Linked DNA regions of Homo sapiens: region 1 is linked to region 2. The links are chromatin contacts, found by Hi-C in ENCODE. All regions are on one chromosome and are shown on one strand. Each heading gives the region's core, a stretch centred on a gene start or an enhancer-like site at or near the end of the contact. The rest is flanking DNA. Distances are from core to core; before and after follow the strand shown. Region 1 has its middle 290 kb from the start of LINC01846. Region 2 overlaps LINC01846 (long intergenic non-protein coding RNA 1846).

What was found. A loop is a pair of places that touch in the nucleus more often than their neighbours do. Pooled maps may share reads with other maps.
Region 1: a pooled map shows a loop between it and region 2 (4-fold over the local background). The contact joins two enhancer-like sites. A Hi-C loop is called at or near these places in 1 of 50 pooled maps.

Annotation. Positions count from the first base shown.
Region 1 is chr5:98,451,570-98,458,137 of GRCh38, forward strand. No RefSeq gene overlaps it. Among named protein-coding and RNA genes, the nearest start is that of LINC01846, 290 kb to the left of the region's middle. Within about 2 kb of position 4,287, at least 2 of the 41 ENCODE cell types and tissues checked have a DNase peak (open chromatin) inside an H3K27ac peak, as active enhancers do.
Region 2 is chr5:98,107,340-98,114,068 of GRCh38, forward strand. All of the region lies in intron 3 of LINC01846 (long intergenic non-protein coding RNA 1846), which reads right to left. Among named protein-coding and RNA genes, the nearest start is that of LINC01846, 51 kb to the right of the region's middle. Within about 2 kb of position 2,357, at least 4 of the 41 ENCODE cell types and tissues checked have a DNase peak (open chromatin) inside an H3K27ac peak, as active enhancers do.

The DNA.
Region 1 (6,568 bases), core at 3,037-5,536, 350 kb after region 2:
TGTGTTTTCACATTAACAATAGCTAAAAAAGAACAAAAATAAATAAATTTAACCAAAGAGGTGAAAGACCTGTACCCTGAAAACTATAAAATTTTGATTAAAGAAATTGAAGAAGACAAAAGCAGAAGGGAAGACAGCTGTATTTATGGATTGGAAGAATTAATATTGTTAAAGTGTTCATACTGCCCAAAGTGATCTATTGATTCAGTGCATTACCTCTCAAAATACTGATGACGTTCTTCACAGAAATAGATAAAACAGTCCTGAAGTTTGTATAGACCACAAAAGACTCCAAATAGCCAAAGCAATCTTGAGCAAAAAGAACAAGCTAGTGGCATTACACTATCTGATTTTAAAACATGCTACACAGCTATGGTAACCAAAACCACATGGTACAGGTATAAAAACAGACACGTAGACCAATTGAATAGGATAGAGAGCCCAGAAATAAATCCATGCATATAAAGCAAACTGATTTTCAGAAAAAGGCATCAAGTACACACAATGGGGAAAGGACAGTCTCTTCAATAAATGGTGTAGGGAAACAATTTCCACAGGCAGAGGAATGAAACTAGACTCTTCTTTCTCACCACATATAAGAAATAACTCAAAAATTGATTAAAGACTTAAATGTAAGACCTAAAACTATGAAACTACTGGAAGAAAACTTAGGAAAAGAGCTCCATGGTACTAGTCTAGGCAAGCGTTTTTTGAATAAAATTTCAAACTCATGGGTAACAAAAACAAATACAGATAAATGAGATTACATCAAACTAAAAGCTTCTGCACAGCAAAAGAAACAATCAACAGAGTGAAGAGACAACCTACAGAATGAAATAAAATATTTGCAAACTATTTACCTTATAAGAGGATAATATCCAAAACATGTAAGAACTGAAGTAACTCAACAGTAAGAAACAAATAACACAATTGAAAAACAGGCAAAATATTCATTTCTCAAAAGAAGACATACAAGAATATTAGGTATGCAGACCAACAGTATATTAAAAAATACTCAATATCACTAATCATCAAGGAAATGCAAATTAAAATCACCAAATATCACCTCATACCTGTTAGAATGGTTATTATCAAAATGGCAAAAGATAATGAATGTTAGTAAGAATGTGGAGAAAAGGGAACCCTTGTATACGGTTGTTGGGAATGAAAATCAGTACAGCCATTATGAAATACAATATGGAAGTTCCTCAAAAATCTAAAAATAGAACTATCATATGATCCACCAATCCCATTACTGGATATATAGCTACAGAAAATGAAATCAGTATGTTGAAGAGATAGCTGCATCCCACCTTGATTGTAGCATTATTCACAACAGCCACGATATGGAATCAACTTAAGTGTCCATCAATGTATGAATGAAGAAAATACAGTATATACACACAATGGAATACTATCCAGTCATAAAAAAGAAGAAAATCCTGTCATTTACAACAAGCAAACATGACTAAATATATCCATAATAGGAGGCAGTGAATAAGACAATCAATGCAAGGGGAAAAAATGCTAAATCCTATAATAAAACCCCGAAATAAAAAAGATTCAAAATTACATATCAAAAAAGCATATTATATATGCTTTTATCCAACTTATAACAACCCAGAATGACCAACTTCAAGACATATTTTAAAATTTTTTTGAGATTAAAAAAAGGCAAGCTCTTCTGGACAACAGACTTAGAAGGAAAGAAAATTGGGTCATCACTGAATTTTTCTACAGCAACACTTTATGGCAGAAGTAAATGGATTAATACATTTAAGATAATCAAGAGTAAAAACATAGGTCAAAGATTTCATACCTAGCAAAGGGACTTTCAAGAATAAAGAGCATTCCTGCCGGTCTAGTGGTTAGGAAAAAAAGGAAGAAAAGGCAAATTTGCAAGTTATCAACATTCAAGAACTCTAGAAATATTGTTCCCATGAGGCCTTCTTGAGAAACCTACCAGAGAGCAAACTTCACAAAACCAAAATGACTAGAGAAACATTGACATAAAACTAGTGGTGAACACTAATACATAACTACTTGTAAAATTAATACTAAAAGAGAGCTAAAAATGAGAGATTATAATATTTAATATTATATGTAGATACAGGACAATGTAAGACAATTTATTTAAAAAACAGATGAGAGTGGGGAGAGCAAATTAAAAAATTGTTTTTTCTAAATAATATTGGTGGTAATAGAATTGCTATCCTGAGACAATTATGCAGGTGATGTAGGATAAAGGAAATGAGAAATTTTCAGAAATTCTAATTATATTATCCCCTGTGTCCTTGGGAACTGAGTTTCTTAATGTGAAAGAGAAGAGATACAGATGTAATATAAAACAAATTAAGTAAAACCTTTGTACTCCAAAATTTGTATAGGAAGTACCAGTGTGAGTTTACGAGGTATTTTATCTTTAATATGAACTTATTAAATATAAAATATGCATATATGTGTGTGTGTATTTTTATATATACACACATGCGCACACACACACATGCATACAAATTGCATTAGCTCTGTCCACTGAAAAAGATCAGCTCTGAAAACCTTAACTCTGTCCATCGAAAAGATCTAGAAATGATGACCAACAGAACTGCAATGAGCAAACCAAATATTATATTCCCACCAAAGAAAAAACAGATTACCATTGTGTGGTCTTTCTTGCTAAAACTATCAAACCTAAGGTAGGTTTTGGATAAAGATGACGAGTTTGACTTCGACATGCTGTGTTACACAAACGGAACAGCACAGGAATTGAAAATAAAATGAAAATAAACATTCAAGTGTTATTCAATTTGTTAAGAAAAATAGCAGAGGTCTAACTATGAGAAATCAAGAATCAAAGCACGGATAAATAATAAATATCCATCACAACATTTAGAGAAGTGAGAGATGTTTAGAAGAGGTAATAAAATAATGGGAGTCATATAAGGAGAAAGTTTAGAGAAGCAACTTCTTGAAGTATTAGTTTTCAGCCAAAGACTTAAGTGTACAAGATAGTCATCAGTTCCCTGGCCTTTTCATAGTGTAGTTGCAATAATAATTGCATCATAAAATTACAAAACACACACACAAAAGCTGGAAACTTCATTTGCACTTCAAATTTAAATCACACAGCAAAAATAAAATCTTTGCAACTGTACATTGTGCAGTTATTAACATCTTCATTTTCTAAAGGAGAAGACTGATACACAGAGATATCAAAAGACTATGGAAATCTTAGTTAATTGGTGGAAGAAGAAAATGAAGCCAGTTTGCTGCTGTTTCATTATCAATATCAGGGTCTATTTTGGGGGGATCCTGTCTCTATTCTTGAACATTCTAACTAGAATATTGAAAGACTGTCTTATGTGTGTCATTTATCACTATGTATTTATCAATATTCAGCTAAGAAGAAATTTCAAATTTATAGCTTGATTCTGTATCTTGGAAAACATCAAGGCCCTATCATAGCAAGATGGACAACAGAGGGTGCCCTTCACTTTGAGCATAAGATGCATTGACTAATCATTTCCTGAATCATTACTAAGTGATGCTTCATACAATTCTTGGCAACCGAGTCTTTTAAACTGCAACAGATGTGAAGTGGTGAGTAATATACTTCCGTATTTTTCTCCCTAAAGGCAGTTGAAATCAAATAATCATAGTCAAAGTGAAGGCAAACTCACGATAGTTAATTAAATTTCTATGCCAACGGAAAGCCTTATATAATACCTGGAGATGTTAACAAAGAAAGCTTTGCAAAATGAAATCAGAAGCTACTTGGTGTTAACTGATTTCCAGCTCAAAAGAGAGGGGGACAAGTAGTAGGAAAACTTTCATGCTGATAGTAACAACGGACTTCCAGGAAAATGTCGTTAGTAACAAACAGTGCCTTTGCTAATTGCTTTTTAGATTTTTCCACTGAGTAGAGTTATATATTCCCCATACAACTTATTAGGAAAACATTTACTTAAACCCTCCTTGACTTTTCACTGAAACAACAGTAAAGGGCATCACCTTCTAGTACTTGAGTTGAACAAAATGCTTTCAGCAAAGTCATTCTATATTTGCAGTAAACTAATTTCTCACAAAGAATGAAAGTTCCATACAGGGAAAAAGTAACAATTTTCACCACAATTTGTAAGAGATGCTTTCACAAGAAAAATGAAGCATAGAATCCACAGGTTTCAAATGAAAAACTTGTCTGAAAATAAGGTGAAGGGCTGGCAAACTTCCTGGTTTCCCCAAGAGTTTCAGGCTGAGAAGCCCATTGCAGCACGTGTACATCTCTCCTAATCCTTTTAACCCCAACCCCACACACTTACATGCAAAGCATTGGAATCCTTAAAAATCGCTAGAACTGATGACTAAGACTTGATGTTGTTCTAGGAGCTTCTTCAGAACTCCTGGTAACATTTTTCCTGTCTGGATGTGCAAACTTTATATTATTAACTACATCAAATGAAAACCATCCCCCTCCGATCCTTTTGCTTTACATTCAAAGTAAAAGAATGAATTTCTATTTTATTAATTTCAGGTTCCTTCAGATATGTAATTTAATATGCCAGTGATATAAATAATTCTCCAGAAAACAAAGCGCAGATTCTCAGGTTTTCCAAGGAGAGGATTTTCTCACTGTATCCCCCAGGCTGGAGTGCAGTGGTGCAATCTCGGCTCACTGCAACCTCTGCCTCCCAGGTTCAAGTGATTCTCCTGCCTCAGCCTCCCGAGTAGCTGGGATTACAGGTGCCTGCCACCATGTCCGGCTAATTTTTGTGTTTTTAGTAGAGACGGCTTCACCATATTGGCCAAGCTGGTCTCAAACTCCTGACTTCAGGTGATCTGCCAGCCTCGGCCTCCCAAATTACTGGGATTAGAGGCATGAGCCACTGTGCCCAGCCAGGGTTTTCTTTTTAATATCAAAAGCTTTGCAGACCCTGTTGGTGGTAACGGTTGTATTTTTATTATAAGGTGATTAAGAAATTCTAATGATGACAAGAAGTTACTAAGTATGCAGTATCATTTTGTAATGATTTATATTTTATCTACAATATCAACATCTACATATACTTGAAAAAATAACATGTTTACTCCATAATAATGAGATTTATACCCATAGGAATTTGTAAATATTATCAAATAAATAACTCTCTACCCACTGCTTTTCCTTTTCCCTCTTGAGAGCACCACTACTGTTTTCCAGAGGGCTCATTTTTGTCTTAAGATCCTTCACATGTATCCATAAAAATTAAGAATAAATGTATAAAATAAAAATTCTTCATGTGTTGAAAGAGGATTCAATACACACCCGAGTATTATGGTAAGAAGCAGTGCTGTTTTCTCACTCAGCTGGCTCCACTACGTCTCCTACAGACCTAGGCTGAGGTGAAGCAGCTGGCGCTTTATGGCTCCTCAATGTGCTACCTCTCTTACCTTCTCAATTTCAACTAATGACATGCATCTTTCCTTTACCTGTCTAAGCTAGGCACCTTGGCGAGGTCTCTTGACCCATTTAATCCAACACAAGTTATGCCTGCTACTACTGTTCCCGTTGAGCTGTTCACATTTTCACATCTGGTTAATGCTAGAGTCATTGGTCATATTACTGCCTGAGTTGTTTTTCCTAGGCACAGACTGCAGGCTATCACAGAGCCCAACTCTTACCTCACACGAGGCCTTCCCCTCTACCTTTTCCTTCCTACTTCCCACTTGAAGTCTTAACCACCTTTTGAACACTGAAGACTCAGCGAAAATGTAACTTCCACTGTCAGTTACCTCGGTTTCTCTAAAAGTGTTTTATCTTATTGAATTTACACTTAATGCCACCTAAACAAATGATTTCAAAATAATCTAACATCTCCTATCATAGTTTGCAAGCAACACAGGGCAGGGACTACATCATCATTACTGTGGTCTATTCAATAGATGTCTATTCGTGGCTGTCGCACACATCTCTATCAAAAGCTTCTAACAGCTCTCCCAGATTGTACAAACTCAAGTTCAAGAACTAGGTTTATCAGAACCCAAGTGGCCCCTAATCTCTCTCTTTATTCACATCTCTCTACCATTAGCTTCACATCTGTCTACCACTTTACTAGTAATTATCAGATATTTCAGCTACATGGCCTCATTTTCTGTCTTTCAAATGTATTTTTTTTTTACTTTCACATAATGCTGTGTTTATTCACTTAATACATTTTCCCCTGATAACCCTTTCTGGTCACTCTTCAAGTCCATCTACTAATCTTTCTAACTGTTGAAGTCTTCCTCATCTTTTATACATAATTAAAATGTTAGCACTTCTGAGGAAACATCTACATTTTATCATTGAGAATTAATGTCCTTTTTTTTTCTTGTGTCTCAGAGTGCTTCACATATGCTTCATTCATATCAGAAAACACAGTAGAGTCTATGCCTTCCTGTGGCAACAACTAAAGCCTAAAATTTCAACAATTTAACCTAACAAAGCTTATTTCTTGCTTATAGAGAATTCAGATAGGTCTGGCATCTTCCCAGGGCTGTTCTCTATGAAATGACTTCATTGGTCCACCAGGCTGCTTCCAAATTATGTCTCTGC
Region 2 (6,729 bases), core at 1,107-3,606:
ATATTTAAACACAGGTTGGTTTCTTTTTTTTCTGTTTTCCTTTTAGATGAACTATTTAGTAATCTAAAACAATCATCTTATTATTATATGATTTAACTTTCCTGTTTATGCAATAGAAATTGTAAAATGCTAAATATAAATCTCTCAACAAAAATAAATTTTTCTCTTGCTCTCACTCCTAATGAGTGGTATGTTCAGATAGATCAGAGATGAAAAACAATAAGAGAAACCTGAAGTTGAATTTATTGGACATTTAGAACATTGTTGACCTAAGAGACATTAGAAATTGAGGTGGGGATATAGAGAACATTAAAAGAAAGAGAATTTACTGCTGAGAATAGGGAAAAGGGTGGGAAGTGGCTATAAAATAATGATTGCTGCTTTCCATAAACCACATAAAAAACCCATCTCATTACCATATAGACATGGGTATACACACAGTAAAACCTTTGTAATACTGCATTTTAGAGGAAATGAGTTGCCAGCTAATGTCAAGTTATGGTTAATAAAGACTTAGTTCATGTTATCTCAGGTGGTATCCTTCTTGTACCTCCCTTATTCTCCCGTTAAAGTCTTAGTTAGACCTAAGGCATAAAAGCTCAGTGGTTATAGAAGTAAATCATTATTATTTATTTAAAGAGAAAAGACTTTAGTACAGCAGGGATCTACCTTCTCACTATTCATCAAAATGGTTACATGACAAAATGGGCCCGTTAACCTCCATGTTTCTTTCCTTTCAGCATCCTTATCAATGAATCCTTTGCAAATAGCTAGATTCATCTCATTAATTTTAGGAGAAAGGGATCAATACACATACATTTATCTTACATTATGTGTATATATTAGATTCCATAGCTATTGAAACAGATATATGACACTCTGAGGAAAAGCAAGGAATAAACACTAGAGCCACTCACTGATCTTTTAAAGTAGAGCTAAATATAGCTGTCCAACTTCCATGTCCTTGATCATTTAAATGTTAGTCCAAACTTCATGCAGTATGAAAGTAGATAATAGACATCTATATCTAATATACTTCCCCTAGTTCTTTTTAATTTTTGGTCTTCTCCTCTGAGTTGCATAGACCTTAAAAAATGTTGATGGTCCACTCTCCCCAGTGAGAATGCTGCTTTCATTGATCAAGCCCTTTTCAGCATAAAATTCTGTGCCAGAAGTGAGGATGCAAATGAGACACAAATGCTGCCCTTGAGGAGTCTGATATGCTAGCTTGAGGGACTGACTCTCAATTCTCTTTACCTAAACATCTGGGCCTAATACTGGCCCTTTAGAATAACTACTCTTTCCCATGTCCTCACAGCTTTGGTTCATCAGAACAGTTCTCATATTCTTCAAGCATGAGACAGTAAACTTTATGTTTGGGATTTGCGTTAGGGGAAGTGATGGTGCTGTGAGTCAGAAGTTCTTAAAGTTAAAAATATGACAAATTACTTAGATATCTAGAGCTTTTTAAAACATACATTCCTAACCCCAGTTTGATCCTTCTGAATTAGATTTTCCATACATGAAGCCTATGGGATTCTGGTGGGCAGTAGAAGATAAACTGTAATTTAAGTGAGGTTTTTATAAGCCAGCTTGGGATCAGGCAAAGATCAGGTGAATCATTCTTGATCTATATTTGTATTTTAATCTGTTTAAGAATTGTATGTAAAATACTTTAAAAGCTTGGACTGGGGAATCATTCATTGTCCAAGTGTGGGGTACATTTTCACATCAACTTTTCTGTTTCTGTTCTTATGCAATTATAAGTCCACATTATGCATAATAAATAGTGAAAGAATTTCCTCTGTCAGTATATTGCCATAGGTATTTCTGACAGATGCATGCAGACAGATGTGAAGTTTTTTTTTTTTTTTACCATATAAGCAAATATAATCACATTACATATTTTGTACAGAATCAATCTGATTGTATGTTAAACAAATATATGCAGTGTATGTTTAGTCAGAGGGTCTTAGGAATATATCCAGAGACAACTGGAAAATTTTTGTTCATAAACAAAAATTTTTACCACCAGCTCCAGTGAAACATTTCAAAGGGATCCATGTGTGCTAAATGCAAATTGTACCTTCATTTGGAATTGTATTCAATCTTTAAAGTCCATGTAGCCTCAGAAAGCCCATCTTTCGTCCATGCAAGCCTTGGGATGTGTTTAAGGCATTACAGGTAGAGTGCCAGAGCCACCTGACCTTGCTGCTTTCCAATCCTCTTCCTTCCCCCGCCTTCAGAGCAGAGAGTACCAGCCTAGTAGACTGGCACAGGCAGCCTGAGCCACGCTAGCCTCTATGTGGTGTGCTCTGTGAGCCTTAGTTGGAGAGGTTCTGGCTCCTTCTGTCACATATGATTCTGTGGTTTTGAACATCAGCTTTTTTTCCTTTTCCACTTTTTCCCTAGTGCTCCAGACTTTTTTTGTGCAGAAAGCAGCCTCTCACATCATCCTGCATTAATCATCATATACCCCTCAAATCAAAAGTGGAAAAGACCCAGTGATTCAGTCATCTGTTTGCTAACAGTAATCTTTTTGTGGGTTTGTGTGTCTGTGTCCTTTGTTAAGTTCTGTTTTAAAAGAATACAGGCTCCCAGACTGCTGGGGTGTGGTGTGCTTGCAGTAACCTCTCTGTGAGATGCTCCAGAGAGAAAGGCTTCCCAGTGAAAACACTAGACTCAGAGTTGTCTTCAACTCACATAGCCCATGACCCTGAAAAAAAAAAAAAAAAGAAAGAAAGAAAAAGAAGAAGAAAAGAAGCTCTTTTTGGAGCACATTTTTTCTCATCATTAAAGTGAAGAAATAGAACCAGATTGTCTTTAAAGTTCTCATTATTTTATCTTTCTATGGCTCCTTCTAGGAAGTTTGTCTTCTCTAATTTGGCTTAGATACCATATATTTTATTTAGTCATCATTTTTTCCCTATATCTTTATTTATCTGAGTGACGATGTCATCTTTCCTCAGGGCTGGGTGGTTTCTATTCACATCTTTTGCAGACTGATTGCAAAATTATCCTTAAGGGAACACAAGCATCGACCAGCATTTATAAATCCCTGGCAGCACACCACAGATGGTTAATGAAATAAAATGCATTATCTCATAGGCTTAGCTAATCTCAAAGTTATGGACCATCTCTGGATGTGAGGACTTAATATGGAGGCAAGCTGTAGAGTGACAAATTAAAGCTGATAAGATTGCTGCTCTGCCTCATCCTCCAAATATTCATAAACTTTGAGCCGACTCTCTCACAGGAAGCAGGGATCACTACGGAGCTATGCTACATATTGCACTTGCTTGATAAACATGCATGAACATGAAATATAGGAAATACTAGGCACAGTTACCATCACCTGTTGCTCAAAGTAAAATTAAGAAAAAAGCTGGGTTCAGAAATGTTTACTTTAATCTAATTATACAGTGTGTTCAAATTTGTCTCACTTAAGAACTAGCTAAGCAGTGGTCTCCAACCTTTTTGGCACCAGAGACCAGTTTCGTGGAAGACAATTTTTCCATGGATGGGAAGGATTTGTTGGGCGGGGTGGGGGGAGGGTTGTGGGGAATGGTTTTGGAAAGTGTTCCACCTCAGATCATCAGATATTCTCATAGGTGCACAATCTAGATCCCTCACATGCCCAGTTGGAATACAGGGTAGAAGCTACTATTGAGAATCTCATGCTGCTGCTGATCTAATCTGACAGAAGGAGGAGCTTAGGTGGTAATGCTGGCTCGCCCACCACTCATCTCCTGCTGTGTGGCCTGGTTTATAACAGACCATGGAGGGTACCAGTCTGCGGCCTGATGGTTGGGGAACCCCTGAGCTAAGGGACTGATAGAAACATTTTATAAGTAAAATTAATTAAACGCATACACACACAAATAGTTATTTTTAAAAAATAGTACACAAATATTATCAGCTTGTTGATCCCAAATGTAAAAGAAAATCCTCAAATGTTTACATAATTAAAGAAATGATCACTATCTTTATTGAATTTTCACATGCTCTTACCATTCTTAGCTTAATCTGGTAAGAATGAGGTCATAGCAAATTCTTTGGGTAGTGAATTCTAGGTCTCCAGATTTGTAGTAAAATAAGGTACATAAAGTAGACAAAGAGAAACAAAAATGCATTTTAGTTTGGTTCCTTTTTCCTCATTTACTTGAAATACAAATATATATCTATGAATAATCACATATAATTTCTCCTAATATTCCATAAATATAAATTACAATTTCTAAGGATTGAATATTTAATAACAGTCTTTTCAAAATGATAAAGCAAGCACATAATCTTGTTCTTGTTTATTGTAGCAAATGTCAGAGCAGTTTACTGCAGAAATTAAATTGTTATTTATTTTGACTGTTGGGTTAAACAATTCTCTCATTAGGGGAAAAATATACTGCTAAAATAAGTGATAGTTATATGAAGAATTAGATAAGCATTAGTGGAAAAAACCCACCAGTGTCTCTGTTTCCTTAGCAGAACAGGCTATACAGTGTTGCAGCAAGACAGACATCCTCACATAGCAGAGGTGCTAGGGACAGCATCCCTATAGGCAACTACTGGAACTTCTCTAATGTACTTGTAGTTTGCAGATTCTCTGGTTACACTAGCCCTTGCTAACATTGTTCTTCTTTGAATTTGATTAGTCTGAGTTCATTCATGATTCTGTAACCATGTGAGTGGAAAGGGAAACAGGGCTCTCTGCTGCCATATTGCTTGGTTTTCATGCCTAGATTCAAGAATTCTTGAACGTGCATTGGACACAGATCACTCATGGATGCTTTCCACAGCAAATGATTAGCTTCTTACAAATAATTTAAAAGCATTGAGATTGTAATATTTCTTTGGTTTTGTCCTTAAATTTTATATATAACTATTTTATCACATTTACTAGCTATTTTTGTGTGTCTAAGTAGCAAAGACAATGTTACAATTGCAAATCTAGGCTAGGATCCTTGGATAACCAGCTTCCAAATGGCCCCCAATGATCTCCACCTCCTGATGTTTATATATTTGGGTAGTTTCCATGTATATTGTTCCAGGAGATTCCAGATCAGTGTGACCAATAGAATATGGCAGAGGTGATGTTATGTCACTTCCAAAATTAAGTTATAAAAGATTCCCTGCTATATGCTTCTGTTGTACTCTGTACTTTTCCTTCATAATACTTACATATAAGTAACATTCTGTGTCTATCTTTATTTTTTTTATTTTTTTTATTTTTGTGACGGAGTCTTGCTCTGTCACCCAAGCTGGAGTGCAGTGGTGCAATCTTGGCTAATTGAAACCTCTGCTTCCTGGGTTCAAGCAATTCTCCTGCCTCAGGCTCCCGAGTAGCTGGGATTACAGGTGCGTGCCACCATGCCTGGCTAAATTCTAAATTTTATATTTTTAGTAGAGTTGGGATTTCACCATGTTGGCCAGGCTGGTCCAGAACTCCTGACCTGGTGATCCAACCACCTCAGCCTCCCAAAGTGCTGGGATTACAGGTTTGAACCACTGCACCCGGCCTATTCTGTGTCTATCTTCCAAGCTTGACATTAAGCTCATCAAGGACAGAAATCCTGCCTTTCTTATAAATTATGCATATCACAGCACCTAGCAGATACTCATTGTCTAACAAATAACAGGAGAGTTAAGGGTGAGAAAAATAATGAATTAATTTAAATAGCCACCATTTTTAAGAAATCCAAAATGTTTTCCTACTTTTTACTGATCCCTAGTTCAAGGGGTCCCCAATCCCCAGGCCATGGTCTCGGTCCATGGCCTGTTAGAAACCAGGCTGCACACTAGGAGATGAGCAGCTGGAGAGCAAAGCTGAGCTCTGTTTCCTGTCAGATCAGCAGCAGTATTAGATTCTCATAAGAACATGAACCCTATTGTGAACTGCACATGCAAAGGACCTAGGTTGTGCGCTCCTTATGAGAATATAGCTAATGCCTGGTGATCTGATGTGGAACAGTCTCTGAAACCATCCTCCCCACACCACACTGTCTGTGGAAAAATTGTCTTCTGCAAAACCAATTCCTGGTGCTAAAGTGGTTGGGGACTACTGCTCTAGTTCTCTCACACATTACCCTGAAAGCACTATAAGGCGATTATCTGGGGGGCAGTTCCAAGATGGCCGAATAGGAACAGCTCCAGTCTATAGCTCCCAGCATGAGTGATGCAGAAGACGAATGATTTCTGCATTTCCAACTAAAGTACCGGGTTCATCTCACTGGGGATTGTCGGACAGTGGGTGCAGGACAGTGGGTGCAGTGCACTGAGTGTGAACCGAAGCAGGGCGAGGCATCGCCTCACCTGGGAAGTGCAAGGGGTCAGGGAATTCCCTTTCCTAGACAAGGAAAGGGGTGACAGACGGCACCTGGAAAATCGGGTCACTCCCACCCTAATACTGCACTTTTCCGATGGTCTTAGCAAACAGCACACCAGGAGATTATATCCCGCGCGTGGCTCGGAGGGTCCTATGCCCACAAAGCCCCGCTCATTGCTAGCACAGCAGTCTGAGATCAAACTGCAAGGCAGCAGCGAGGCTGGGGGAGGGGCACCCGCCATTGCCTAGGCTTGAGTAGGTTAACAAAGCAGCCCAGAAGCTCCAACTGGGAGGACCCCAACGCAGCTCAAGGAGGCCTGCCTGCCTCTGTAGACTCCACCTCTGGGAGCAGGGCATAGCCAAACAAAAGGTAGCAGAAACCTCTGCAGACTTAAATGTCCCTGTCT